7 separate regions of the Homo sapiens genome follow, and regions 1, 2, 3, 4, 5 and 7 are each linked to region 6. A link is a contact called in ENCODE Hi-C or POLR2A ChIA-PET data. All regions are on one chromosome and are shown on one strand. Each heading gives the region's core, a stretch centred on a gene start or an enhancer-like site at or near the end of the contact. The rest is flanking DNA. Distances are from core to core; before and after follow the strand shown.

Evidence for each region. A loop is a pair of places that touch in the nucleus more often than their neighbours do. ChIA-PET counts read pairs that join two places held with the same protein, here RNA polymerase II (POLR2A). Pooled maps may share reads with other maps.
Region 1: a loop to region 6 is called in a map of naive thymus-derived CD4-positive, alpha-beta T cell, with 19 times the contacts of the local background. The contact joins the promoter of EFEMP2 here to the promoter of RCE1 in region 6. A Hi-C loop is called at or near these places in 1 of 168 maps with a recorded cell type or tissue (naive thymus-derived CD4-positive, alpha-beta T cell). POLR2A ChIA-PET finds 5 or more read pairs at or near these places in 3 of 52 experiments (B cell, PC-9 and WTC11).
Region 2: a loop to region 6 is called in a pooled map, with 34 times the contacts of the local background. The contact joins the promoter of ACY3 here to the promoter of RCE1 in region 6. A Hi-C loop is called at or near these places in 3 of 50 pooled maps. POLR2A ChIA-PET finds 5 or more read pairs at or near these places in 2 of 52 experiments (GM10248 and activated B cell).
Region 3: a loop to region 6 is called in a map of CD8-positive, alpha-beta T cell, with 6 times the contacts of the local background. The contact joins the promoter of CDK2AP2 here to the promoter of RCE1 in region 6. A Hi-C loop is called at or near these places in 1 of 168 maps with a recorded cell type or tissue (CD8-positive, alpha-beta T cell), 2 of 37 single-sample maps with no recorded cell type and 10 of 50 pooled maps.
Region 4: a loop to region 6 is called in a map of endothelial cell of umbilical vein, with 9 times the contacts of the local background. The contact joins the promoter of NUDT8 here to the promoter of RCE1 in region 6. A Hi-C loop is called at or near these places in 1 of 168 maps with a recorded cell type or tissue (endothelial cell of umbilical vein) and 6 of 50 pooled maps. POLR2A ChIA-PET finds 5 or more read pairs at or near these places in 2 of 52 experiments (GM10248 and PC-9).
Region 5: a pooled map shows a loop between it and region 6 (8-fold over the local background). The contact joins the promoter of CCDC85B here to the promoter of RCE1 in region 6. A Hi-C loop is called at or near these places in 6 of 50 pooled maps. POLR2A ChIA-PET finds 5 or more read pairs at or near these places in 3 of 52 experiments (B cell, activated CD8-positive, alpha-beta memory T cell and activated naive CD8-positive, alpha-beta T cell).
Region 7: a loop to region 6 is called in a pooled map, with 5 times the contacts of the local background. The contact joins the promoter of DRAP1 here to the promoter of RCE1 in region 6. A Hi-C loop is called at or near these places in 4 of 50 pooled maps. POLR2A ChIA-PET finds 5 or more read pairs at or near these places in 2 of 52 experiments (activated CD4-positive, alpha-beta T cell and activated CD8-positive, alpha-beta memory T cell).

Annotation. Positions count from the first base shown.
Region 1 is chr11:65,870,145-65,874,165 of GRCh38, forward strand. It overlaps EFEMP2 (EGF containing fibulin extracellular matrix protein 2), which reads right to left and starts at 2,656. Exons shown (of 11, transcript NM_016938.5): 1 at 2,539-2,656; 2 at 2,100-2,217; 3 at 1,826-1,874; 4 at 1,013-1,219; 5 at 392-514; 6 at 1-93. The coding sequence starts at 2,210. RefSeq lists a silencer at 3,659-3,718.
Region 2 is chr11:67,649,480-67,653,528 of GRCh38, forward strand. It overlaps ACY3 (aminoacylase 3), which reads right to left and starts at 1,251. Exons shown (of 8, transcript NM_080658.2): 1 at 1,104-1,251. RefSeq lists enhancers at 1,323-1,402, 1,473-1,532.
Region 3 is chr11:67,506,222-67,510,179 of GRCh38, forward strand. CDK2AP2 (cyclin dependent kinase 2 associated protein 2) reads right to left here and starts at 1,941. Exons shown (of 4, transcript NM_005851.5): 1 at 1,780-1,941; 2 at 1,371-1,468; 3 at 1,144-1,276; 4 at 276-791. The coding sequence starts at 1,861. The coding sequence ends at 724. It also overlaps a transcript of PITPNM1 not described here. RefSeq lists silencers at 1,814-1,913, 2,224-2,473.
Region 4 is chr11:67,627,148-67,631,200 of GRCh38, forward strand. NUDT8 (nudix hydrolase 8) reads right to left here and starts at 2,790. Exons shown (of 4, transcript NM_001243750.2): 1 at 2,571-2,790; 2 at 1,772-1,904; 3 at 1,176-1,253; 4 at 791-1,104. The coding sequence starts at 2,764. The coding sequence ends at 799. It overlaps LOC124902696 (a long non-coding RNA gene), which reads left to right. Exons shown (of 2, transcript XR_007062741.1): 2 at 1-246. RefSeq lists silencers at 1,331-1,625, 2,193-2,342, 2,633-3,422, 3,543-3,712.
Region 5 is chr11:65,889,291-65,893,003 of GRCh38, forward strand. CCDC85B (coiled-coil domain containing 85B) reads left to right here and starts at 1,383. Exons shown (of 1, transcript NM_006848.3): 1 at 1,383-2,345. The coding sequence starts at 1,494. The coding sequence ends at 2,102. It overlaps FOSL1 (FOS like 1, AP-1 transcription factor subunit), which reads right to left. Exons shown (of 4, transcript NM_005438.5): 4 at 2,759-3,713. The coding sequence ends at 3,596. RefSeq lists a silencer at 1,174-1,653 and enhancers at 2,794-2,843, 2,884-3,043.
Region 6 is chr11:66,841,863-66,845,610 of GRCh38, forward strand. RCE1 (Ras converting CAAX endopeptidase 1) reads left to right here and starts at 1,579. Exons shown (of 8, transcript NM_005133.3): 1 at 1,579-1,778; 2 at 1,897-1,999; 3 at 2,094-2,177; 4 at 2,424-2,502; 5 at 3,007-3,174; 6 at 3,304-3,375; 7 at 3,638-3,700. The coding sequence starts at 1,594. It overlaps TOP6BL (TOP6B like initiator of meiotic double strand breaks), which reads left to right. Exons shown (of 15, transcript NM_001302084.2): 14 at 987-1,207; 15 at 1,307-1,654. The coding sequence ends at 1,372. RefSeq lists silencers at 1,120-1,259, 1,370-1,809 and an enhancer at 1,450-2,156.
Region 7 is chr11:65,917,696-65,921,373 of GRCh38, forward strand. It overlaps DRAP1 (DR1 associated protein 1), which reads left to right and starts at 1,731. Exons shown (of 7, transcript NM_006442.4): 1 at 1,731-1,848; 2 at 2,085-2,157; 3 at 2,253-2,346; 4 at 2,648-2,767; 5 at 2,874-2,967; 6 at 3,189-3,277; 7 at 3,635-3,678. The coding sequence starts at 1,807. C11orf68 (chromosome 11 open reading frame 68) reads right to left here and starts at 1,367. Exons shown (of 2, transcript NM_001135635.2): 1 at 1,215-1,367; 2 at 1-523. The coding sequence starts at 1,336. RefSeq lists enhancers at 484-1,403, 1,404-2,324 and a silencer at 1,121-2,190.

The sequences.
Region 1 (4,021 bases), core at 1,406-3,905, 970 kb before region 6:
CCAGCTGGAAGCCCGGCTCGCACTGGCAGCGGAAGGAGCCAGGCAGGTTCACGCAGCGGTGCTGGCAGTAGCGGTAGCGGCACTCGTCTATGTCTAGGGATAGAGGCAGGAGAAGGAGGGCGGAGGGCAGAGGGCAGAGGGCAGGTGGGCTCGAGCCGGCTGGGACTCAAGGCTTCACCACCCATAATCCTGTGTCCGAGGAGCTGAATTAGGCAGGGTCAGCCAGGACACCTCCCAAACACTCCCCGCTACAGTCCTCTGTGTCTGATGACGGAGGGTGAGGTGGCAGGGGCCGGGGGTGAAGCCTGGCTTGAATGGGGGTCAGGTGCTAGGGCAAGGGCCAGACCAGGGACACAAAGCCGGGACTACAGAAGCTGCTTCCTGGACTCACCCACACACTCGGGCCCGATCTTGCGGTAACCATCAGGGCAGGTGCACTGATAGGAGCCAGGCAAGTTATGGCAGTCCTGGCTGGGGCGACAGTCGTGCAGGGCCTGGGCACACTCGTCCACATCTGCGAGAGACACCACTCAGCCCCTGCCTGGGATCCCGCACACCACCCAACATGACAGATAGTTCCAACACTTGTATTCGGTTCTCTCAACAGCACGCGTAAGAGTTCACCAGCCTGGAGCCATCAGGAAAGGCACCCCTAACCTCTAAAACCACATGTTGGGGGTTGCACAGGAAATAAGGTCCTGTCCAAACATCCCCAGCAACACTGATTCCTGGACTGTCCTTCCTCCAAGGCCTGTGGCTCCCAGGGGACAGACACTGGAAGGCAGACTTCCTGCAGTGTCTCTGCAGCAACCGAGGGGAGGGGCCCGGAGCTGGCTGGAGCAGTGGCACACAAGCTGGGGCCACCTGCGGCAGGTCCTAAACAACATGAGTGTCTGGATGAGGGTGTGGACATCACCAGTGGCCCTTTTGAGCTGGGGAGGAACATGAGGTCTGAGTTTAAGACGCCTGGTGAGAGGACTGGAAGCCAGGCACCAGAGCAGTCCCCACTCACCCACACAGCTGTCCTGATCGTCGGGCTCATAGCCTGGTGGGCAGGGGTTGGGGTGTTGAGCGGGAGGCACTGGTGGCGGGGGTCCCTCGCCGTGTAGGTCGTTGATGACGGCAGCGGAGCGGGGCAGGCACAAGTAGCCCCCGTAGTGGTTGATGCACTTCATTTCCCCCTTGCAGGCCTCAGGGATGGTCAGACACTCGTTGACATCTGCAGAGAGGGGCCTGCTGGGCACAGCCAGTCTCCTGGGCTGGCCCTGGAGGGAGCGGAGGCAGGAACCCAGCTCGGCCTTCTCTGAGATGTGTGGCCCCAGCAAAGCCTTCCCACTCTGCTCAACAAGCTAAGTCTGCCTGCTCAGGACCCCTCCCCAGGGTTGGCCAAGGCTGGAGATGGGGCAGCTGTTCCCACTGTTGCCCTCATTCTCGGCCTGCAAGTGGGTCTCTATCCCTCCCCACGGCCCTAGCCCTAGCTCAGCCCAAGATGGGGGGCCTCCTTACCCACCCCTGGGGACGCTACCCTCCCAGGTTGTGATGAGACAAAGAGCTGGGACAGGAGAGTGGTTCAGAGAAGGCGTACAGGATCCAGCTCCTCTGAGGGGTAGGGACAAGGTTTCCTGGGTTTCTGGGAGAGGATGAGGCCACCCCTAGCTCAACTGGCCTCCAGAGAGCCAGAGCTGGCCTCTGTGTAGCAGAGCTGGGCATAGAACGGGCTGCTGGGCTCCCACGGCAGTTCTTGGAGGTGGGGCTGTCCCTTGGAAAGCAGCTATCAATCCCTTTCCGGGTTCCTGGGGGTGTTTGGTCCCCCAGGCACACACACCCCGGCAGTGCTGGCTGTCTGGGTCCCACTCATAGCCATCTGTGCATTCCTGGAAGGGAACCAGAAGTGGCCAGTGGTCACCCTAAGATCTCCTCCAACTGGCCAGGCCAAGACTAGGGCCTGAGCCTGGCCACCCTCCGGCCTGCTCCAAACAATGGCCCCCAGCTCTCCACCAGCCAGGGGAGGAAGACTTCCCCGGCAGCAGTCACCCTGGGTCCCGGTCTCTTCCTCCCTACCCTTCCTGTCCCAGGCCAGCGGCCCTCACTGTCCCCACCGTGTAGCTGTCGGGCTCTTCAGAATCCTGAGGAGAAGCTGATCCCAAGAGCAACAGTAGCAGCGCCCAGAGCAGTAGAGACCCGGGTAGGCAGGAGGCGCAGGGGAGCATCCTGGGGCTGCGAGATGGTGGACACGGGTCAGGGGCCTCTGCCCGCGGCACCTCAACTCCCTGTACCGGGAGCCCGAGCCCAGCCCCCGCCACTGCCCGCTCAGGACCGTGCTTGGGCCTCGGGGCCTCCCAGGGCTGGGGGCCGACTCCTCACAGGCCCAGGTCCCAGGCCCGGGTCCCAGGCCCACCCGCCCCGGCCACCCCGCCCCCGCCCCGCGCCCCTGCGGCGAAGGCCGAGGAGCGCGGGCCTCTGTGGGCGCTACGCTGCCGCGGACTCGGCCGAGACTCCGGCCCACGCCCTCCCCCACGGACGGTCACAGCCACTCACTTGGGCCCGCGACACCCCCGCGGCCCGCGGCTCTGGCGGCTCGGCTGGCTCGGGCAATGCCTGCGGGCAGACGGACGGGCGGACGGCACAGCTCCCTGGACGCGCGGCCCCAGGAAGCGCCCCCCGCCCGCCCGCCTGCCGCGGCGCGGCCCACCCCGGCGCCTCCGCCCGCCCTTCGGCGGATTCCTGAGCCAGCGCCAGGGGGAGGGACCCCGACCCCCCGCTTCTCCGCCCCCGGCCAGCCACAGGCCCCTACCCGGTCCCCCGCGGCGCCGCCAGGAGCCGCCTCCCGGCGCCGGACCAGGGTCCCCCAGTGCTCGATCCTGGGGCCCCGACCTTGATGCCAGGCCCCCAGACTCACCCGGGGGCCCCCAGACGCTCACCAAAAATGTCATCCTGCTCACCTAGGTCCTACCTAATCTGCGCCCCCAGAATTTCATCCTGTGCACCCACACCGTAATCCTGGAGCCCCCAGATTCTCATTGTGCGCCTCCCGAGATCGTCCTGGGTACCTAGAGCCCACCTAACCCAGTCCTCCAGACCCTCAATCTGCTCCCTGCAAAATTTTATTCTCTGCCCCAGACCGTCATTGTAAAAGATCCTAAAACTTCATCCAGGGTCCCCAGACCCTCGCCCAGGAACGAGAGGCTCCCAGGAGCAGAACTGTCCTTCTCGCTCCCTCCTGCCCTCCACCCCCAGGACCGTCTTCAGCCGGGTGGTCCTTTCACTACACACGGCCTCCCCCACACCCTCCATCCACAAAGCTACAAGTTTGGGGGCGAGGGCGGCAGTTCCCTTTTGGCACAAAATGAATGGAAGCCCCTGAGAAGGAGGGCAGGGCTGATGTCGGACGTGCGGGATGCCAGAGTCGGGTGCCAAGGCGCCTCCTCGACCTCCTCGCACCAGCGTCCCCCGCCCGGTTTCCGCCTCCGCCCGAAGTGGGGGCGTGTCCTTGGGGCGGAGTATGGGCGGGGCTGGCTCCCAGGAAGGGCGTGGCCTCTGTTTGCCCACGTCTTTGGGCGGGGCCAGGCGGGAAAGCACTGCGTGTCCGGGGATCCCCCGCCTGGGGCCCGCCCTTCCTTTCCCCTTGCCATCCCTGCTTATCCCCGCAGTCGCCCTCCACGTGACCCCGGGGAGGGAGTCTGCCGAGGAGGGGACGTGCTGGTGGGTCCCGCGGCGAGCGCCTGGGGCTCAGGTGAACTGCGCAGTGCCCGCTCCTCGCCACTCTGCCACCACCATCCCTCCCAGCTGCTGGGGCAGAAGGTTAAATAATAGCTCTTTAGGGGCCGGACGCGGTGGCTCAAGCCTGTAATCCCAGCACTTTGAGAGGCCGAGGCAGGTGGATCACCTGAGGTCAGGAGTTCGAGACCAGTCTGGACAACATGGTGAAACCCCGTCTCTACTAAAAATATAAAAATTAGCCAGGCGTGGTGGCGCGTGCCTGTAGTCGCAGCTACTCAGGAGCCTGAGGCAGGAGAATCAC
Region 2 (4,049 bases), core at 1-2,500, 810 kb after region 6:
CGGGGTCCAGGAACCCTCAGAAACAGCAGCCCCCAGTCCTGGCAGTGTGTGCGCGTGTGTGCATGTGTGTGCATGCATGTGTGCATCTGTACATGTGTGCGTGTGCATGAGAGCATGTGTGTGCGTGTGTGCACTCACATGTGTACGTGACAGCATGCGTGTGTGCGTGCGTGTGTACATGTGTGTGCATGTGCATGAGTATTGTGTGCATGTGTGCATGTATGTGTACATGTGTGCGTGTGTGCATGAGAGCATGTGTGCGTGTGTGCGCATGTGTGACAGCATGCATGTGTGCGTGTGTACGTGTGTGCATGTGCATGAGAGTATTGTGTGCATGTGTGCATGCATGTGTGTGTACATGTGTGCGTGTGTGCATGAGAGTGTGTGTGCATGTGTGTGCATGTGTGCATGTGCTTGAGAGCGTGTGTGCGTGCATGTGCGTGAGCATGTGTGCGTGTGTGTGTGTTGTGTGCACACGTGTGACCTGGCTCTGGCCCCACCTCCCTGACAGGCTGTGTGACCTGGAGAGATTCAGTGCCCTCTCTGGGCCTTGGCTCCACCCTGTGAAAGTCCTGGCCAAGGGCAGCTGTGGGGAGTGAGGAACAAAGGGCGGGCACAAGCTTGAAAATGGGCACATGGAGACCCCAGCATGAGTGAGGGCAGAGGATGGTGATGTCATGGGCATCATCACGGGGGCCAATTTCCTCACTGCAGTTGGGGAAACTGAGACCCAGAGAGGGGTCAGAGCTGTGGTTCCCCCCTGTGTCAGCATCCAATTAGATCATGCCTCCCAGCATCACCTCATTGCAAGATGCAATCAGATCACGCCTCATTACCCTATGCTTATAAAACCTGCCCCAGCCCTCAGCTCGGGGAGACACTGCTTTGGGAGCTGTCTAGGTGTTCTCCTTACTTGTTGCAAGAAATAAAATCCCCTATTAAATCCTCTTTAGTTAACACCCGCCAAGCAACTGAGCCCACCCGTTGTGTGGGTAACAAAACTCTGGCGACCCAGATGGGGCCGACTGGGATTCTGATCCTAACTTCTTGAGGCTCACTAAGGTAAAGCAGTGGGCCGCGGCACCTTCCCCGGGCGAACTCACCCACGTGGCCCCAGAGGGTTGAGGGTGACTCCCGGGGATCTTCTGCTTGCTGCGTGGCCCGTGGGGCTGTCACTCCGCCCTACCCCCGAAACAGCGGAAGCAGCTGCCTGGAGCTTTTGTTCTGTGCTGCTCCTTCAGGGAAGAAAGTGGACTTTGCCCCGTGGGTTGACTGAAAGGGTAAATTCTTTGGACCTAGCAGTGGGATCTCTAGACTTCAGCGCAGGGCACCTCTGCTTTCGGTTTCTGTCTGGCTCTACGTGCCGTGGGGGATTGAGAGGCATCTCTGGCCAGGCCAAGGGCAACCCGGATCCCGGATCTGGGTAGACAACAGTGGGACTAGTTTTGGGAATTCGTTTTTTTTTTTTTGAGACAGAGTCTGGCTCTGTCACCCAAGCTGGGGTGCAGTGGCGCGATCTCGGCTCACTGCAAGCTCCACCTCCCGGGTTCACGCCATTCTCCTGCCTCAGCTTCCTGAGTAGCTGGGACCACAGGCGCCCGCCACCACGCCCGGCTAATTTTTTGCATTTTTAGTAGAGACGGGGTTTCACCGTGTTAGCCAGGATGGTCTCGATCTCTTGACCTCGTGATCCGCCCGCCTCGGCCTCCCAAAGTGCTGAGATTACAGGCGTGAGCCACCGCGCCCAGCATGAGAATTTGTTCTTTTTTAGAGAAACAGAATTTTTCACAGGAGGCTGAGCTGCTCCATCTCCCAGAGCCCCTACTTGCCATACCCCGGGTTACCAGAAACAGGAGCTCTGCCATTTGATGAAAAAAATACTTTTTTCAGATAAATGTTTTTGTCATATCATCACACAAAGCGGGTAAAGTTGTATATATATACATACAACTTTTTACAAATATGTGATCATATGTACAAAGGCTAGAAGGAAATATACAGAAAAATATGTATTAAAATACTGGTTTTTTTTCATTGTTTTATAAGATACTCTACAAAACATTACAATGAGGTAGGACTATTTTAGTGCTAGAGAATCTCATTAAATGAATTTGTTCAAGAGCTTCTTTGTCAGCTGGGTGCAGTGGCTCACACCTGTAACCCCAACACTTTGGGAGGCCAAGGGGGGCAGATTGCTTGAGCCTAGGTGTTCAAGACCAGCCTGGGCAACATAGGGAGACCCTGTCTCTACCAAAAAAAAAAAAAAAATTAGGGTGGGCGCGGTGGCTCACACCTATAATCCCAGCACTTTGGGAGGCTGAGGCGAGTGGATCACCTGATGTCAGGAGTGTAAGACCAGCCTGGGCAACATGGCAAAACCCCGTCTGTACTAAAAATACAAAATTTATCCAGGCATGGTGGTGGGTGCCTGTAATCCCAGCTACTTGGGAGGCTGAGGCATGAGGCAGAGGTTGCAGTGAGCCGAGATCATGCCATTGCACTACAGCCTGGGCGACAAGAGCGAAACTCTGTCTCAAAAAAAAAAAAAAAAAAAAATTAGCCAGGTGGTGGCACACACAGCTGTGGCCCCAGCTACTCAGGAGGCTGAGGCGGGAGAATCACTTGAGCACGGGGAGTTGGAGGTAATCGTACCGTGAGTACAGTGAGCCGTTATCGTATGGCTGCATTCCAGGCTAGACAACACAGTGAGACCTTGTCTCAAAAGAAAATAAATAAATAAATAAATAAATAAATAAATAAATAAATAAATAAAGAGCTTCTTTGTCAATATCCTTTTGTGGGTATACATCATAGTCCCACAGTACTTCTTCAACCCAGGGAGATAAATGTGTATTAGTCTGAAGACCCAGGAGAGAATCTTCAAGACTTGGCACTGTCACTGATGATGATCTGCTTCCTTACATTATGACAAATGTATTCCCAGCTCCGGCTTGTTCTGCCTCATTAAGAGAATATTTGAAGACATTATTCATGATAGCAGCATCAGCATTTTGCAGAAGAAACCCTGGGGACAGATGTCTGCATGAAGCACCTTTATTCTGTGAATAAACTGGTATTTTTTAATGACCATTTCCTGCAACTGGCAAAAGTCTCCGTTCAGTTCTACTCCACAGGGTTGCACTGCTAAGCTATAAGATCACCCCATAAAGACTGTGCTGAGCCTGGAGCTGACGTCAGCCACAGCCTTTCCTGATTGATCAGGGAGTGCATGAAGATAAATGAACTTCAATTCCATGAGGGAGAAGGAACGAGCAATCGGTCTAAAGGTTCTGTTTGGTGTGAACCACCCAGTAGTTTCTGCTCATTTTCCCTTTGTCACATAATGAATCAATGAAGTCTTTATCACAAAGGAATGCGTCAGCGTGAATGGTGGGTTCTGGCTGCTGCTGTAGTTTTTGAAGGGTTAGATGTTCTGAGGAAAGCATGGTTTCTAGAGGCAAGCAATTCTGAAGGTCTTCTGCAGTGGGTTTTTTTTTTTTTTAATTTTGAGACAAGGTCCGGCTCTGTCACCCAGGCTGGAGTGCAGTGGCTCGACTGTGGCTCACTGCAACCTCCAACTTCCAGGTTCAAGCAGTCCTCCCATCTCAGCCTCCCAAGTAGCTGAAACTACAGGCACGCACCCAGCTAATTTTTTTTTTGAGATGGGGTCTTGCTATGTTGTCCAGTCTGGTCTCAAACTCCTGAGCTCAAGTGATCCACCCCCTTCAGCCTCCTAAAGTGCTGAGATTACAGGCATAAGCCACCACACCCAACCTTTCTGCTGTGTTTTTAAACACAATGTCTTTATTTCCTTCAGTGAATTCATCAAAATCTCGGGCAGTTTGCATCTGCTGGAGCAGTGCCGGGCGGTCGGCAGAGCCACAGTATAGAGCAGTTACAAGATTTCCTGCCTTGCCGAGTGAAATCTATGCCTTCCAATTTTTTTTAATTAATTAATTTTTAAAAAATTAGATTGGTACAAAAGTAATTGCAGTTTTTGCCATTACTTTCAATGGCAAAAACAGCGGTTACTTTTGAACCAACCTAAT
Region 3 (3,958 bases), core at 691-3,190, 660 kb after region 6:
GAAGCGCCCTCCAGGCCCAGGCTGCCCACAGCGCCAAGGGCTGTGGAAGCAGCCAGGCCCTGTGCTGCCCCCTGGTGGCACCACAGGAAGGCCCAGGGCTCTCAGCGCCACGGCTGGGGCGGAGAGGGCCCAGGTCCCACCAAAGGCTGATGGCCTACAGAGGCAAGTCAAACCTCATTTAATCACACCCTCCCCATCCATAGTCTCCTCTTCCCCTGTCTCTGCCTGGCCCACCCAGGCTTAGCTGAAGAACCAGACCCAGAAAGGCTCAGAGCTGAGAGCACAACTCCAAATCATCTTTTATTAATATAAAAAGGGCATATTTAGCAAAAGACACACAGATAAAAGAGTCACTATGGCTCAGGACACAAGGCAGGGAGGTGCCAGGCCTGTGCCCCTGCTGGGGGAGAAGGAGGCTCGGGACAAAGTGGGAGAAGTGCTGGGAAGGGCTGAGCGGTAGGGGCCACAAAAGTTCCGGTGGGCAACACTGTCGGCAGGTCATGGGTGGGACTCATGGGGACCTCGCTGCTAACTCTTGTTGTGGGGGGGTGTCCTTAGTGCTGCCACCTGGAGGGCCACTCCTTGGTTCCTGGAGGGGACCCACCAAGGGACACAGGACAGGAAGCCCAGGATGGTTAGTGCAACTCGGGATGAAGGCCAGGGAGAAGCGGGTGCTCTGCAGTGGCCGGATAGGTCCAGACGCTGAGGCCGAGGCGCTTCCTGTTACGTGCGGGCGTTCCGCTCTGTCTCTGCCAGGCACTCTCTGACTAGGGCCCGGGCATGGATGATACCTGGGGGTGGGGTGGGGTCTCAGCAACCCTCCACAGCCCCACCCACTGCCCTCCAGAGGAGGACCCCTGCCTCCCCACTCCCTTTCCACTTTCGGCAAAAGAAATTCAAATCTAATGACGGCTAGATGAAATTAGAGGTTTGGTTAATCCTCAAGGTTGCCCTGTTGAAATACAAATTCCCATGCTCTTCCCTGGAAATGGACTCAATTTCAATTCGATTCAAAACACCTCTCTGGTAGTAATACTGGACATCCTCTAGGCTTGGCTCAGGTGGCCTCCAGATGTCCTTCCTTCCCTCATGAAGGATAGTCCAGTGTCGGTTTCCTGAGCAGGGCGGCCTGGCCTCACTTACCTCTCTTCAGGCGCTCCATGGCGCTCTTGCTGCCAGCATAGGTAGGCCGGATCTCTTTGCCCATCTCCTCTATGACTGACAGCAGGTCCGTGTAGGTGCTCTGGGAGCCCTGGGCGCCGGGTGGCTTCATCGCCTATGTCAAAAGAGAACAGGGCAGTGAGCTCAGGCACCTGGCGGGGAGGGGGACTCCAGTCCGCATCCATAAGCAAGGCTTTGGCCCCACTCACCTGCACGTAGCCCATGGAAGGCGGTCCAAAGTCGTTAAACAGCGGTCTGAAAGGAGCGCCGGCTCCTGGCACTGAGCCCGACGGCGACGGGACGCTTCCTGCAGCAACAGGCGCGAGTAAGAGGTCAGCGCGGGGCAGGGACGCCGCCTCCCAGCTTTTCCAAGCCCAGGACCGGGTTCGCCCGATTCCCTCCAAAGGATGCTTCATTCCATGCTGATCAACTTCAGGGACAAATCCCTCCCACTGCGCTCCACCTACAAGCCCTTACGTGACCACGCCCACTTCACAGGCCAGCAAACTGAGGCTCAGCGAGGGTAGGCGGCAGGCCCAGTATTGCAGAACTCAGGCCGTCTTCTCTTCGAGACCTCGACCGCCCGGCAGGCGAGCAGGGGTGGAGCTGGATCCTCACCTGTAGGGACCGGGGTGCCCGGCCCAGGGGTGCTGGAGCCAGGGGTGCTGCTGGGAGCAGGGGCGATGGGTTTGTAGGACATCCCCAACTCCTGGGCGCGGCGGACGCCAGCCGGCCGCTCCTCGGGGGTTGGCTGCGGGGCCGCTCAGCCGCGCTCTGATTGGCAAGCGGGCTGCACGCCCCTGGTAAATAGAGGTCTGGCCGGAAGGGCGAGCGGGCACGAATGCTCCCTCACTCCCGATTGGTGCGCGAAGATGTCACTCGAGCCTCCTTATTGGCCGAGACCTGCCCCAGCAGGTCGCAACCGCCGCCGATTGGCCTCCGCCTTCCGGACCTCGCACCTGTCTGCTCCGGATTGGGCGGTGGCCACCGCCCTCCGCAATTGGCGAGTTCGCGGCCCGGGCCGGCGCGCTCTCAATCCGATTAGTCCCCAGGCCCTAGAGGCGGGGCCTTGGGAACCGGGACCCGGGGCTGGGCTGCCGGTTCGCGCCGAGGGGTCTTCCCGGGCGCGGGCGCTACCCTCGCGCCTCACTCGCGCTGCTTCAGACGTCTGCTCCGCTCTGCCCAGTTTCGGCCCAGCAGGGGTTGCTGTCGCAGCTGCCGTCGCCGCTGCCACCGGTGCCTTGCGCGCTTCTCCGCTCTGGGGGCCGAAGGACGCAGGGCTTTGACGTCCCGAGCCCTGCGCCCCACCCCGTGCGCTTTTACGTCACCTTTCACCGGTTCAACACCCGCTCCCCGATCTGCGCATGCGCCCGCCCGAGGCCTGCGTTTGTTCCCATGGCAACAGGCCCCTCATGGATGCCGCCACGTACCGTTCTTCCTGCGGCTTGGCTCGTCCTCAGGTCTAAGGGCGACCTCAAAGACCCCTTTACCCGCACCCCCAAGGCCCCGCGCTGCTGCCTAAGTTAGTGACAATGGCCGTAGGGCAAACCTTCGGGATTACTTGCGTGCCGGGCCCCGGACCAAACTGGTCAAGAGCACCGACTGGAGCCAACCGTCTGGGTTCAAATCTCAGCACCACCCCCACTAGCGATTTCCCCCAGGCAAGTTTCTCACCTCAGTATGCCTCAGTTTCCCCATCCGTAAAATGGGGAAAATGACGATCTCATTGGGTTGTGTGGATTAAATGAATAGTCATAAAGTGCTTGTTGTTTCATTCTCCGCCTTCCTGTCCCACAGGGCCCCCATACCTTTCCACTCCACCACTCAGACCCCTCCCCTCAAGTCTCACTCCCCACAGAGTTAGACCTCAGACCCTCCTCCACTCCCTAACCCTTTCTCCCAGGCTCCTTCTCCAAACTCAAACTTCTCTGGCCTTGTGTATCTTCATGCTCCCAGCTTTGTAGATCTTCATCTCTAGGACAGTCATTCATTCATTCATTCATTCATTCATCCAACAAGCATGTTCTGGCTGAGCGCGGTGGCTCACGCCTGTAATCCCAGCACTTTGGGAGGCCGAGGCGGGCGGATCACGAGGTCAGGAGTTCGAGACTAGCCTGGCCAACATGGTGAAACCCCCATCTCTACTAAAAATACAAAAATTAGCGGTGTGGTGGCGGGCGCCTGTAATCCCAGCTACTTGGGAGGCTGAGGCAGGAGAATCGTTTGAACAGAGGTTGCAGTGAGCCGAGATCGTGCCATTGCACTCCAGCCTGAGCGACAGGGCAAGACTCGGTCTCAAACCCCCCCCCCAAAAAAAACACACAAAAACCATGTTCTGACTCCCTCCTCCGTCCCATGCCTTGTGCTGAACGCTGAGGTTACAGAAATGAACAGGCCATGGCCTCTGTACTCAAGGAGGCCTTATACTCTGAGACAGGGAAGCAACGTCTTCTTTACATTGCAGTAAGTCAATGGCCACAAGGGATAACGGGACAGGATGCATTGGAACTTAGAGGAAGGGCCTGCCGGGTGGCATCACAGAAATCTCTACAGACTAGGTGGCATTTGAGTAGGTGGGGGTGGAAGCGGAGACCGAGGGGACACTCCAGGTAGAGGGACTGTCATGTGCAAAATCTTGGGAAATGGGAGAGCACAACATGTGTTTGAGAACCAGCCTTTTTTTTTTTTCCTTTTTTTTTTCTGCTGGAGAGTTCACTGGGAAGTGGAGGTGGAGCCGTGGAAATAACCACAGGGTCAGGAAGGGGACCTTAGGTGACGTGGATGTAAGGAAGCTGAG
Region 4 (4,053 bases), core at 1,540-4,039, 790 kb after region 6:
TTGATGGATGCTGCTGCCCTCTCCTCAACCTCTCACGCTCTGCACTACAGACAACCTCCTTGGGGCTGAGGCCAGCACAGCGCAAAGCACAGCAAGAGGGGAGCCCGAGCCCCTGGATCCAGCCATCCTCCACGGCAAGCTCAGACCACCCGCTCCCTCAGCTCTTTCACAGAACCCTGGTCTACCTAGTTGATGTCTTATATAATTCCACTATTATCTGTGATTAATTAATGTGGAACCACATGATTATCTGTGTGACCTGGTCTGAGGTCTCCCCTAGACTGAGCACCCCCTCTGGACGGCAGGTGAGCATCTGACCGGTCCACAGCTGTGGCCCCCACACAGCAGCTGGCACACACAGGGGCTCTGCATGTTAGACTCCTGCAGTAACACCCAGGGGCATGGGTGCGCCTTACTCCTCTCTGGGATCCCGGAGCCCAGCACAGCGTCAGCCAGGCACAGCAGAGAGAACAGGAGGTGCAGGCTGAGACAGGGCAGTGCAGTGCCTAAGAGTCTGGGCTGTGGAGTCTGAGAGCTCTGGTTCCAATCCCAGCGTGGGGCCCTTAGGCAAGGTGTCTCTCCTCCCTGAAAGCAGTCTCACCAGCCAGAGACAGTGTTGGCCCTGCCTTATGGGCTGTTGTGAGGGTGAGATGAATTGACTCCAAGTACTTGGCACCCAGGAAGTGTCCATTGCTGTGGGGCATGGCGTGACTGGAAGGAGGAGCCCCAGCCAGCGACCTGGAGTGGTCTGCCCAAGGTCAAGGCCCCAGTACAGCAGAAGCAAGAGCTCTAGAGCTGTCAAAGACCTTTATTCAGTCCTGGAGTGGAGCTGGCCTGACAGGGTGAAGCCAGGGGCTGCTTAGGGCGGGCCAGACCCTCAGCCCCTGAGCAGGTCAGGCCGGCCAGGCGGGGCTGGTAGGTACCAGGTGCCAGCAGCTGCAGGGCAAACTCAGTGATGACAGCTGTGAGGCCCCAGACCCGGTGTGGTCCATGCAGGAAGACGGGTAGTGTGTAGCGGAAGTGGCCACCCCGGCAGAAGTGGGTATAGCCCTGATTCTGCGTCTGCAGCAGGTGGGCCAGCGGCAGTGCAAACACCTCATCTACCTGCAGGCAGGAGGCAGAGAGGGTAGACAGAGGACTGGAACAGCCCAACCCCCTCATATCCCCCAGCTCACCTCCTCCGAGTTGGGCCTGAGGCTCTGGGGATCCAGTGGGCCTACACCAGCAAGCACTGGCACCACGGTGGCCTTTTGCTGGGGAAGAGGGCAGGTGGTCAGGGAAGCATGGCCTTCGCTGGGTTTGAAGGCTGGGGAGGGGAGTGTGAGAGGAAGACCCCTTTGCCATGCATAGGCCTTTGGTAGTCATGTTCGGGTCCACCTGCCTGTGTCCTCCAGCCATGCTGACTGACTCAGGTCCCCTCAAATGCACTAGACCTGTTCCCTCTGCTTAGGACAATCTCCCACTTGGCATTCAAGCCTGGGTTCAATCCCTGCCTACCCCATGAAGCTTCCCTGACCCTAATCCACCAAACTGAGTGGAGCTGGCCCACCCCATCGCCCTGGGCCACCTCTACTCAGGACACCAGAGCCTCCCCAATCCCTTCCCGAGGGGGTGTGTGGGGTGGTGCATGTGACCAGGCAGGTTAGGGGCACCCTTCCACACTTTGTGCCCGTGGGGGTCCATGACCACTCTCCTGGTCCCTGGTAGCCCAGCTCCAGGGCAGGCACAGAGTGAGTGAATGGGGTGGGGTGGCCTCAGCCAAGTGGCTTACCGGATCATACACAGGCCGCAGCAGGCCCCACACGTGCTCCTCGGGCACTGCCAGGCCCAGCTCCTCCCGGGTTTCCCGCAGGGCCGTGTGCACCACATCTTGGTCAGCCGGGTCGCACTTGCCGCCTGGGAAACTAAACAGACACAAGGAGTCTGGTCCTTGGACTCTTGGGGCCACGGAGAGGTCGGGGTATCGGCAGTGCGGGGGGGGCCACTGGCCCACCGAAGTGTCGCCTGCCTCTGCCCCTAGTTTACTGGGAGGCCCCAGGCAAGCCATGCGACCTCTGGAGGCCAGTTTACCTCCCTGAGCAATGGGGATAAGGAAGAGAGGCCCGGGACAGCGCAGGATAAGAGGGTCTGCAGCAGGGGCAAGAAGATCCTGGGGCTCAGATACCCAAATTCGGCCTATGGTGGCCCCAGCAACACTGACATTGTCCTCAGGATGTTCTTAATTCCCGCCGGGCGGGGCCCGAACCTCTCCGTAGTCGCCGGCAGGGGGCGGCGTCCGCCCTCTAAGCGGGAAACAGCTCAAAGGGGTGTCCCGGCCCAGGCGTGCGCGCAAGGACGCGTACGAGGGGCCCACGCGGCGAGGACGTGGCGCCCCGGCAGGTGCACCGGGGCCGACGGACACGGATCGCTGACCTCTCGCTGCAGCCCTTGGGCGGAGGGACTCTCCCCAGACCCATTTTACGGAGGCGGAAACCGAGGCTCGAAGGGGCTAAGTGCCCTGCCAGAGGTCCCTGCCAGCCCCGGGCTCCTGTAGCCTCCGGCAAAGGGCGAGGAGTTCCCGGCCGCTGTACCTGACGTCGCCCTTGTGCCTCCCGGTCAGGCGGCTGGACCGCAGCGTGTACAGCAGCGCCGGGACCCCACGCACTGAGCAGAGCGGCACGAGCACCGCGGCCGACGCGGGCCGCGCGCGGAGCCGGGCCGTGGCCCCTGCCAGCAGCCGGCGGCAGCGCAGCTCGCCCTCGGCCGACAGGCAGTCGGGCAGCATGTCAAGTCCTGCGCGGCCGGGACACTGAGGGCGCGGGATCGGGCGAGGGAAGAGGCGGGGCGAGGCGGGGCGGGGCGCTCAGCCCGGGTCCCTCCGAAAGCTGAGAGGGAGAAGGGGCAGCCCGCGCGACGCGTCCCGCCTGGGGGGCTGCAGAGCGGCAGCGGCGTCGGGGGGCCTCAGTGGGGTGGGTCTGTTCGTGGGCGGGGCCTTCCCGGAGACGGGGCCTCGGTGGGACTGGGTCTGTTCGGGGGCGGGGCCTGTTTGAAGGCGGGTCCTCGGTGGGACGGGGTCCGTTAGGGGGCGGGGCCTGTTTGAAGGCGGGGCCTCGGTGGGACGCGTTGAGTCCCCCGGATGGGAGGGACGGAGGGCGGCGGGGCGGGGCGGGGCGGGGCCTGCGCGGGAGCCGGACTCGGACGTTACTGCCAAAGGGCGGCGGGGCCTAGTAGGCAATCGAGGTTGGGGCGGGCTGGGGGCGGGGCCTGGACCGGAGCTTTTGCTACGAAGGACTGGGGGGCGTGGCCAGGAGGACTGTGCTTCCGGCAGGGCCGGGCCGTGGCCGGGGGTGTGGCCGCGGGGAGGGAGATGGGCGCGGAGCTGCAGGACCTGCCGGTTGTGTTCTCCGAGATCCTGAAACCACGCGAACCGTGAAGCGCCCGGCGACCGTCCTCGGTCCCGTTGGGTCCTGGCGTTGGGGTGTCTGATGAGGCCCCGCCGGCCCCCACTGGTCCGTCCCTCCCCTAGGGGCTCCAGGATGTACGGAGCCGGGATCCCACGGGGACGCCCCTCCAGGAACCCGAGGTCGATCGGTGCGCGAGAGGAGCGTCCGGCCCAGCCCTCCCTCCGGTCCTCCCTCCCGATACCGCTGGGTGGCGCGCGCCGCCCCCAGTCTTGTCTTCCCCTCTGGCTCCGTCGGACTCCAGCCCCAGGCCTTTGACCTCCTTGTCCCAGCGTCCAGAGCTCTTCTCCCTTCCTGCCTTGAGTCTTGACCGGATTCCCAAATCCCTCCCCCTTTCCTACCTCGGCCCCTGTGGTCACTGACCACCGTGGTTCTGCGCCCTTCCACCAGACCCTGGGCTTGGGGACCAGATGACCCCAGCCTTGCGCACAGCATTTAAACGTGGGGTGGCGGGTGTCCGCCATGCTCTGCTGTGTGACGTTGAGCAGGTCCCGCGCCTCTCTGAGCGCCAGTTTCGATCCTCATCTGGGCAAGTGCAGCCCTGCCACTGGGCTGGAGTCACCACTTTTAATATTACTGTGTGCTCCCAGGGATGCGGACGGCACTGGGCAGA
Region 5 (3,713 bases), core at 133-2,632, 950 kb before region 6:
ACCCCCACTGATGCTGCCCCAGCCGTCTTTCTGCTTAGCTCTCCTTGCTCTTGCTCTTTGACACCGTTACTAATCTCCCTGTTTATGTCCCCTCCCCGCAGGGTCCGGCCCACACAGATCAGCCCAATCTTTTTAAATACATTTTTTTTTTCGAGACAGCGTCTCGCTCTGTCGCCCAGGCTGGAGTGCAGTGGCGCGATCTCGGCTCACTGCAACCTCCGCCTCCCGGGTTCAAGCAGTTCTCTGCCTCAGCCTCCCGAGTAGCTGAGATTACAGGCTCCTCCCACCACGCCCGGCTAATTTTTGTATTTTTAGTAGAAACGGGGTTTCACCATCTTGGCCAGTTAAAGGCATATTTTAAAATGTTACTCCCTTGCTTAACATCCTTACAAATGTTACTCTCTTGCTTAACATCCTTAGTGGCCTTTGGAAATGCTCCAACCTGGTACTGGAAGTTCTTAAGAATCTGGCTTTTACCTACCTTTGAAGCCTCGCTCTCTCTCTCTTAGCATTTTCTCGACACATCTGCTTTTCAAAAACCAAGCTATCCTCATTGTTCCTAAAGCAGCTAGGCTCTTTCGGGCACCAGTGTCTTTCACTATGTTATTCTCTCTCCCTGAAATAGCTCTTTACTTGGCAAAGTCCTATGGATCTACCAGAGCCTCTTGGATAGCATCTCTTTTGGGAACCCTCTTAAGGACCCTCAGACCATACTCCTCCCGGATTTATTTCTTGCTTAACACAGCTTGACTTCCCGGACAGACTGCGACCTCCTTGAGGATGGAATCGGTATTTTGGTTAAATTTATTTCTGCATGGGCCTTGCACATAAAAAACGTTTATTGAACAAACGAATCCTGTATGTTCCTCCCCCCAGGCAGGAAACGCTCCCTGGGAGGGAGGGTAGTCTATTGGTGAGCTAGGACGTTTGGACTCAGGGTTCCGAGGAACCAGGAGCGATCCTTAGTGGGCCGAGACTTCCGAATTTGATCAAAGGTAAAGAGGGACTGGAGAGCGGTCCATCTGACTTCTGTGGGGGATGGGCAGGAGTCAGGGGCGGACGCCTGAATCTTGTTTCTCAGAAGAGCCGAGAGGCCTAGGCTCAAGCTTGGGGCGATCCGGTACTTGGAGGTTCGAAGCTCCTAGTTTCGGGTTGAGACCGATGTGGAGGGCGATGACGCGCGGGTTCCTTGACATCGAGGATCAGTAACACCCGGAGTGGGTGGGGAACGAGGGGGGCGGCCCCTGAGCTCAGGCCCCGCCCCTTTCCGGGGACGTTTCACCGGATTGGCTGTCCTTCCATAACGACATGCGGCCCCGCCCCGGCGCGCGCCCCGCCGCGTGCCCAGCCCGGGTAGCTGCTGCAGCCTACGCTGCCTCGGCCACTGCCTGCCGCGTGCGGAGCCGGAGCCCGAGCCTGAGTGGCGCCGGGCCCGACGTGGGGCTCCTGGGCCGCGGCGGCGGGCGGGCGATGCTCCAGAGGCCTGACCAGCCATGGAGGCCGAGGCAGGCGGCCTGGAGGAGCTGACGGACGAGGAGATGGCGGCGCTAGGCAAGGAAGAGCTAGTGCGGCGCCTGCGGCGGGAGGAGGCGGCGCGCCTGGCGGCACTGGTGCAGCGCGGCCGCCTCATGCAGGAGGTGAATCGGCAGCTGCAGGGCCACCTGGGCGAGATCCGCGAGCTCAAGCAGCTCAACCGGCGTCTGCAGGCAGAGAACCGTGAGCTGCGCGACCTCTGCTGCTTCCTGGACTCGGAGCGCCAGCGCGGGCGGCGCGCCGCACGCCAGTGGCAGCTCTTCGGGACCCAAGCATCCCGGGCCGTGCGCGAGGACCTGGGCGGCTGTTGGCAGAAGCTGGCCGAGCTGGAGGGCCGCCAGGAGGAGCTGCTGCGGGAGAACCTAGCGCTTAAGGAGCTCTGCCTGGCGCTGGGCGAAGAATGGGGCCCCCGCGGCGGCCCCAGCGGCGCCGGGGGATCAGGAGCCGGGCCAGCACCCGAGCTTGCCTTGCCCCCGTGCGGGCCCCGCGACCTAGGCGATGGAAGCTCCAGCACTGGCAGCGTGGGCAGTCCGGATCAGTTGCCCCTGGCCTGTTCCCCCGATGATTGAAGGCACTGCTTCCTCCACGCCGACGCCCGCCCGGATTGCTCCCCGAGCCCCGGGACCGCTGTGGACCTCGGGACCTGGACGCCGTCCTGGCTGCGCAGGAGGGGCCGCTGGCATGGACTAAGAAATCCTGACACCAAGAAGGGCCCCTCGCTCTTGCTGGCAGGGCAGCAGGGGGACTGAAGGCTGGAGCGGAGGGACTTGCTGGGGGTTGGATTGGGGGTAATAAACCCGGACGGAAGCGGAGCCCACGGCCTGGGCAGCGTCTGTTTGGTACTCGCCGGGGTTGGGGCGAGGGTGGGGTGCTGATACAGGGTACAATTCCCATCCAGAAGGACTGCAGAACTAATGATTCCCCCATTACTTCGAGCCTGGGGTGGGATGCGGGGCAGTGGTAAACCAGACTTCCCCCATCGGGCGCCGGGACCGGCCTTAATCCAGCCCCTGAAGTGGCTCCAGCTCCCTTCCCGGCTCCTTCCTGTCCAAGACAATGGGGCAGGAAGCAGGTGCTGGGGGCCTAGAACCACTCGGCCGCCTCCTCTGAGGCTGGAAGGGGGCATAACAGCGCCCCTCCGTGGCACACGCAGCAGCACTGTGGGCCCCCACGGGGAGAGGGGCGGTAAGCCTCTTCGCTTTTACCCCAGAGGACTGTCTCCCCTCAGTCCCGGAGATGAGGCCGAGCGGATGTAGCCCCACTTGTCAGATAAGACAAAGTCCAAAAATATCAAAGAATTTGTCCAAGGTCATGCAGTGAGTCTGTAGAGCTAAGGCTGGGACCTAGGGCTCCAAATACTCTCCCATTGGCCTCTGGGTCCAGTGAGGCACTCAGGCCACAGCTTCAAGCCTTTTATTCCATTTTGGTAGGTTTGTATAAAAATACTCTCTTTAGGAAAATAAATAGCAGCTGCCCTCGCTGTGGAGGCTTGGATTCCCTGGAGCTGAAGGCTTCTCAAAGCTGAGATCCGCAGATCAGCTCATCACAGAAGCCAAGGGCGCCTCCTGAGCTGTGCGGTTCAGGAGGGGGCGGCAGAATGGCCTGGTCCAATCACCTGCTGCTGCTGGCAGTGGGGCTGGTGAGTTAGTGTTCTAGGTGGGTAAAGTGGCACCTTCTGTCAGGAGATAGGGTTGGGTGGATCACAGGAAGAGGGTGATGGAGAGTGTGGCAGTGATCTGGAAGGGGTTAGGGCTCCAGAGGACCTCTAAGGATCTACAAAGTCTCTGGGCTGCCAGGATTCCTCTGGCACAAATGGGAAATATTTTGTCTCTGATTTAGTGCAAATTGTGCTAGAGAGGCCAGCTCAAGAGAAACAGTGGGCAGCTTTGGTGGCCCCAAGCTGGCTCTACTGTGAAGCACAATATGGTCAGTCTCATTAGAGGGATGGAGAAGAAGTTGCTGGAGTTGGATGTGGGATACTGTCCAGGCCAGCTGGACCGGTGGGGGAAGGGGAGGAGACATTGGCTAGGGTGGCATCTGCAGGGAGTAGGGCTCAGGCGCCTCACAAAGCGAGGAGGGTTGGAGAGCCAAGGGGGTCAGAGGATGGGTCTCCGCTGCTGCTGCTACTCTTGCGATGAGCTGAGGCACAAGGCTCAGGAGTGCTGGGGTAGGTGAAGACC
Region 6 (3,748 bases), core at 329-2,828:
TCAGCAAGAAATTCCCTTTCTCTCCCTTGTCTGGCATATCACTCTTCATCCTTCAAAACCCAGCTCTGGGGCAGGAGTGGTGACTTATGCCTGTAATACCGTCACTTTGGGGAGCTGGGGCGGGAGGACAGCTTGAGACTAGCCTGGGCAACACGGTGAGACCCCTGTCTCTACAAGTAAAAAAAATTAGCCGGTGTGGTGGCATGCGCCTGTGGTTCCTGGTACTCTGGAAGCTGAAGCTGAGGCAGTAGGATCGCTTGAGCCCAGGAGGTCGAGGCTGCAGTGAGCCAGGACTGAGCCACTGCACTCCAGCCTGGGCAACAGAGCAAGACCTTGTCTCAAAAAAACAAAAGGTCAGCTCAGGTATCTCCTCATGGAAACCCTTCTTCACATCCAGAGGTGGTCGGCTTCCTTCTCTATTCTAACCCTGGGCTTTGTACACAGGTCTGCATCCCCTCCTAGCATCTGTGAGCTTCTCTCAGGGAAAAGCTCATTGATCTGCATCCCCAAGACCTGCTGGGGAAGAATCTATCCATCTAAACTCGCTTTAATTTGACAAATGAATCAGTTAAGAGTAGGAAAGCTGCCTATGGGCACTGCTCAATGCAACGTGAGCAACAAAGGGAGACAGAACTGAGGCCAGAAAGGTGAGGGGGGACAGAGGCTGGCAGGGAGGGGAGCTTGTCAGTGCAGACTCCAGGAAGAATCTATACAGAAAGTTACTGAGCGGCCTGAGTCCCCCAAGTGAGGGCTCGGGACAATCTCCCGCCTGGGTGAGAGAATAGGGAGACCCTGAAACGTCTCTGCAGCCTCGGGCTGCTCCAGAAGCGCCCACAGCTGCAGGGTTTTGGTGTGGATGGGACCTGCTGACAGGGATGCGGTGGGAAGAGCCCCTCGGCGCCCGTTCTCCCAGGCTTCCCCTTGGCCAAGGGTGCTCCTAGCACAGGGCCATGAAAGTAAGATGAAGAGGCTTGTTTTTCTCCTAGATACCAGCGGGCAAGCAGAAAACAAGAGGCTCAAGAGGGGCAGCCCCCGCATAGAGGAGATGCGAGCTCTGCGCTCTGCCAGGGCCCCGAGCCCGTCAGAGGCCGCCCCGCGCCGCCCGGAAGCCACCGCGGCCCCCCTCACTCCTAGAGGAAGGGAGCACCGCGAGGCTCACGGCAGGGCCCTGGCGCCGGGCAGGGCGAGCCTCGGAAGCCGCCTGGAGGTAACTGGGCGAGGGCCGCGCAGGGAAGGGCTCAGCAGGAGGTGCAGGCCACGGGCCGCTGCTGAGAGGTCCTCACCCCGGGCCCCCTTGTTCCCGCAGGACGTGCTGTGGCTGCAGGAGGTCTCCAACCTGTCAGAGTGGCTGAGTCCCAGCCCTGGGCCCTGAGCCGGGTCCCCTTCCGCAAGCGCCCACCGATCCGGAGGCTGCGGGCAGCCGTTATCCCGTGGTTTAATAAAGCTGCCGCGCGCTCACCAAGTCCTCTTCCGCGTCTGCTTCCGCGTCGGGCCCGGGCGGGGCGGGGCGGGGCGTGGAGCCGCGCCGCGGCCTGACGTCACCCACACCTCCCTGGGACTGCGTCACTGGTGCGCGCCGCGGGTCAGGGCGCAATGGCGGCGCTGGGCGGGGATGGGCTGCGACTGCTGTCGGTGTCGCGGCCGGAGCGGCCGCCCGAGTCGGCGGCGCTGGGCGGCCTGGGCCCCGGGCTGTGCTGCTGGGTGTCAGTGTTCTCCTGCCTCAGCCTCGCCTGCTCCTACGTGGGCAGCCTCTACGTCTGGAAGAGCGAACTGCCCAGGTGCGGGGGCTGCGCGCGACCGGAATCCGCGCCCTGCGGGCGGAGCTTGGGCGAGCCGGGGGCGGGTCCGTGCTCATGGGCAGCCGCGGGCCCCCTGAACTTACTGTCCCCTCCGTAGGGACCATCCCGCGGTCATCAAGCGACGCTTCACCAGCGTCCTGGTGGTGTCCAGTCTCTCACCCCTGTGCGTGCTGCTCTGGAGGGAACTCACAGGCATCCAGGTGCGAAGGAGGCGGGGCAAAGGGCAACGGCGGTGAGAGCTCAGGGGTCTTTAGGGGAGGAAGCAAAACTGATGCCCCCTTTCCTGTGGCTCAGCCAGGCACATCCCTGCTCACCCTGATGGGCTTCAGGCTGGAGGGCATTTTCCCAGCGGCGCTGCTGCCCCTGTTGCTGACCATGGTGAGTGCTCCTGCTGTATTTTTTCTTCTGGTCTTTGTTATCAGCCTGATGGGCAGTGCCGTGGACTCTTGTTTTTGGTTTTTGGTTGATGGGAGACAGGACTTTTGAGATGGCCCCAGGGTCCTCCGGTATGCATGGTCTGGAAATCGTGGCTGGAGAGGATTTCAAGCTTGGAGTCTCAGGGAGCATGGGCAAAGGTCTGGGCAAAAGCGGTGGGTTATGGTGAAAGTGTTTTCTTGCCCTCAGATTCTTTTCCTGGGCCCACTGATGCAGCTCTCTATGGATTGCCCTTGTGACCTGGCAGATGGGCTGAAGGTTGTCCTGGGTGAGTCTTAAAGGCTGAAGGGAAAAGTAGGCACAGGCAGTCCAGGACATTGGGGCAGGGAGTCAGCGGGCTCAGGGTGTGATCTGGACACGTGAAATGTCATCTCTCTGGGTGTGTTTTCTCATCAGTAAAATGGAAACATAGAGCTAGGTGGCCTCTAAGGGTTGATTGCCAACGTCCAAGGAGTTCCCTGGGAACCCCCAGCAGTATTTGGTGTGGATCAGAGAGCACTGTCCCCTGCTTCCCCAACCAGAGCTAGTCTTGCTTAAATTTTGGTGTCTCCAGAGTTTACTTCCAGGATGCCCTTGCCTCAGCTAATGCCTTCCATTCAGGTCATCTCAAGACATTGGGTTTATGTTGGGTCCACACCCCCGTCCTCAGCAGTATTGATGCCTAACCTGAGTTTGGCCAGGGTAAAGTTGTGGGAGAGGAGCCCTTGGAGCCTCTGGGGTCTCACTGTCTGACAGCCCGTCACTCACAGCTTGTCCTGAATTCCCTCTGCAGCCCCCCGCTCCTGGGCCCGCTGCCTCACAGACATGCGTTGGCTGCGGAACCAAGTGATCGCCCCGCTGACAGAGGAGCTGGTGTTCCGGGCCTGTATGCTGCCCATGTTAGCACCGTGCATGGGCCTGGGCCCTGCTGTGTTCACCTGCCCGCTCTTTTTTGGAGTTGGTGAGTCTGGCCAGATTAGTCCTGGTGTGTTTTCAGCATGAGAGCTCAGAAGGGGGCTTGAGGTGAGGGGCAGTCCTAGAAGGGAGGCTGGGAGGAATGACTGTGATGTGATTGTCACCTTTTTCCCAGCCCATTTTCACCATATTATTGAGCAGCTGCGTTTCCGCCAGAGCAGCGTGGGGAACATCTTCTTGTCTGCTGGTGAGTCCTGGCTAGCTGGCCTGGGTTAGGGTGTATGATGATGTCGCTAATGGCCACTCTGGAGAAGGAATTGGGAACTGAGGGCCACAGTATTGGAGAGGCCACTGACCGTGGGAAGTTGGGGTGCAGGACAGCTGTAGGTGGTGGGGCAGGCAGCTACTGCCCCGGGGGGAGGGGATGGTCGGTCTTTGGCTGATGGGTATGTAGTGTGGGGGCAGGAAGGGCGTGCAGGTGTGGTCACTCGTGGCCTCCCCGTCTCCAGCGTTCCAGTTCTCCTACACAGCTGTCTTCGGTGCCTACACTGCTTTCCTCTTCATCCGCACAGGTTGGTCCTCAGTCCCTCATGGGTCCCTGGGGGCCCACAGGAGCGGGT
Region 7 (3,678 bases), core at 481-2,980, 920 kb before region 6:
ACAGATGACCTGGCGCCCACCCTCCTTGGCACGTGGGCTCACCTTGGCCACCTGAAGCTGGCCTTCAACCACGGCCCGGGCAATGCCAGCCCAGGCGTGGTCCAGCTTGAAGCCCGGTGCCAGATGCATAAGCCACTTGCCCGAGAGCACGTGGTGGGTGATGGCGAGCTGGCGCAGGGTACCCGGTGTGATGGGCCGCCCACTGGTCTGCAGAGCTTCCCAGGCTGCCTGCAGGCCCTGCACGTCCCCGGAGTTGGGGCTGTAGCCCTGCCCATACACTGCAATCCAGCCCACAGGCTCTGAGTTGGGTGAACCGGGGTCCCCATAGCGGGTAACTTGGGATGGTGGGTACTTGGCCAGCCAGGCATCCAGCTCAGTGGCAGGCGTTGTGCGGGCATCAAACACTAGCCAGGGGTCCATGTCAGCTGCCATGGCCTCTGCAGCCAGGTGCTCGGCGGTGAAGCCATCCTCACGGCCACCTGGAGAGCCCTCCTCTTCCAGCTCCTCACCTGGTTCCATCCTGCTGTGAGGGAACCGAGTCAGGGCAGGGTCTGAGACAATAACTACAGATGCCAGGCACTGGATTAAACTGTGGCCTTGAGTAAGAGTTACTGTCGATGCGCCTCAGTTGCCTCATCTTTACAATGGGATAACAACTGTTCCTGTCCCGTAGATCTGCTATGAAAATTAGATGCCTGAGGAGTCAGCGCTCCAGAAGGGTTGCTGCAGTTATTACTATTCTCCTTGACTTACAGAAAAGGAAACTGAGGCTGAGAAAAAGGACTTGCCCAAGGTCACACCTGCAGTGCGTGGCAGGGCCGAAGGGTGAATCCAGGCGTGGGAGCAACCAGCCCCAGCTACACCTCCCGGCCCTGCCAAGGCCCCCTTTTCCTGGCAGGTATCCGGTGCGCTGGCATTTAATAGAGGAACGCAAAGAAGCGCACGTTCGCGCAGCTCCCGAGGCCGGCTCTGTAAGGCCAGGCCTCCCAGGCAGGCGTTATCGGGCCCACTTACAGACGAGGACGCTGAAGTCCAGAGAGGTTACAGGCCGTTCCGAGGCCAATGGGGCGGTTCCCAGACTCGAACCAGGGCTTGTTAGAGCCTGCAGGAGAGCCAGGCTCCGGCCGTGCCGCGCCCGCCGCCATTAACGCCCACGGGCCCGAGCTGTGCTCCCGCCCCGGCCCTGCCCTGCCCCTCCCGCCGCCCGCAGTCACCTCCGGCCTTCGCTGCGTTCGACGCCGGCCCAGCCCCGGGCCCGGCTCCGCTCCTGCCGTGGCTCCGCGCCACCGCCACCGCGCCCCACCCCCGCCACGGCCGCCGCCGCCGCCGCCGCCATCTTAGCGCCGCGCCACCTCAACAACAACTTTATAGACAGGCGCAGCCACAGGGCGGAGCCGCGGGCCTCAGCGGCCGCAGCGGCCGCGCTGTGGGGCGGGGCCGGCAGGGGAAGGGGCGGGGCCGACGGGGAGGTGCTGACTCGGGGGCGGGGCCATCGCGGGAACCCCGGGAGGGGCGGGCCGCGGGGGGCGGGGCCAACGTTCGCTCTTCTGGCCTTGGGGGCGGGCGGGAGCGGCGGTCCAGACTGGGGAGGGACGCGCACCGGCCAGGAGGCTTCAAGAGGAGGGCACTAGGGCCCTGCGAGCGGCGTCTTAACCGGCGGCGCTAGGACTCCGCGGGAAACGGCGGGGGCGGAGCGGGCGGCACCAGGACCCAGGGGAACCGCGACGGGCGGGCGGCGAGCAGGCCCGGGAGCCGGGAGGCTGCGGGCGGCGGCGCTGGACCCGACGCGGCGAGAGAGGCCCCGAGATGCCGAGCAAGAAGAAGAAGTACAACGCGCGGTTCCCGCCGGTGAGCACGTGGCAGAGCCCGGCAGGAGTGGGCCCGGCTCCCGGGTGGCTTGGGCCCAGTTCCCGCTGGGCAGGCGGGCGCGCCGCGGTGTTCGGGGGCCTGGACGCCCCGCCCCCTCCATGCCCTCCCCGCGTCCGTGTCCCCCGCCCCCTTTCTCCGGGGATGCCCCTTCCTCCCCCAGCACCCCCTTAGGGGACGGTGGCGACGGGGTCTGAACTCTGCTCCCCCACCCGCAGGCGCGGATCAAGAAGATCATGCAGACGGACGAAGAGATTGGGAAGGTGGCGGCGGCGGTGCCTGTCATCATCTGTATCCTGCCGGGGGCGGACCGGGTCGAGGGGCGTGGGGGAGGGAGGCAGCGGGTCGCCCTCTCCTGCCCCGGAGTTCTCCTTGACGCTCCTCAGCCCGGGCGCTCGAGCTCTTCCTAGAGTCGCTGTTGAAGAAGGCCTGCCAGGTGACCCAGTCGCGGAACGCGAAGACCATGACCACATCCCACCTGTGAGCGGCGAGGAGCCGGGAGGGGCCGGCGGGTTTGGCGCGGGGAGTTCACACACTGAGGAAGGCAGAGCCTGGGTGGCGAGGGAGGTGGGCGGCAGCCGGGACACCAGCAAGGCCACAGACTGGCAGAGGAGAGGCTGGGCTTCCAGGCAGAGGGAGCCACCTGAGTAAAGCAGGGCAGGCCCGGGAGCGGAGATCGGCCCGGGCTCCAGCCTGACATCTGGGGCCCCTTGCTGCCACCCACTGCGGGTTTGGGTGTCTGGGCCCCTCTTGAGTGCCAGCCCCTCCTCACCTCTTCCAGGAAGCAGTGCATCGAGCTGGAGCAGCAGTTTGACTTCTTGAAGGACCTGGTGGCATCTGTTCCCGACATGCAGGGGGACGGGGAAGACAACCACATGGATGGGGACAAGGGCGCCCGCAGGTGGGGCCAGGGCCTGGCATACAGTGGGGAAGGCCAAGGCCACAGGGCTTGGGGGTGGCCAAGGAGTAGGGAGCACTCCGGGCAGATGGACTGTACCTTCCCAAAGGGGCCGGAAGCCAGGCAGCGGCGGCCGGAAGAACGGTGGGATGGGAACGAAAAGCAAGGACAAGAAGCTGTCCGGGACAGACTCGGAGCAGGAGGTGAGTGAGGCCCCAGCCCTTCGCCCTGCCCTTGGTGATGGGACAGGCAGCCTCGCCCCAGGCTGAACTGGCAGGAGGCCAGCTCTCATCCTTTTCTGCAACCTGTTTGCTCACTGGTTTATTTGTAAATTGGGGCTATGAGGGTCTACTGCTGTCCCTGCCACTCCCAGTGATGGGTTCGTGTCTTTTCTTGTCAACTCTGACCTCTGCGGTGCTCACAGGATGAATCTGAGGACACAGATACTGATGGGGAAGAGGAGACATCACAACCCCCACCCCAGGCCAGCCACCCCTCTGCCCACTTTCAGAGGTGAGCAGCCCAGAGGCATGGGAGGGTGCTGGCAGACTCCCCAGAGCCAACTTACCCCTCTTGTTCTCCCTGGCCCCTTGGTCTTGTTGATTGTGGCAGATTTGTGGGGTGGAAGGAGAATAACTGAGGAGGGCTTGAAGGCAGGAGACTGTTCTCCCGAAAGATCCTGCTCCACCCTGCCAGGGCCCGTGGGTGGGGCCTGGGCCTGCCCTGCGTGAGCTGCCCTGGGCCTTGGCCGCATGGATCTGGAGGGTGGTGGTGGGAGGGTCAGATGGGGGAGGGAGGGTCTTGGCAGCTGCCCCTGTGGAGGGCACGGTGGGGCTCAGGCCTGACTCTCTCCTGCCTTCTGCCCTGCAGCCCCCCGACACCCTTCCTGCCCTTCGCCTCTACTCTGCCTTTGC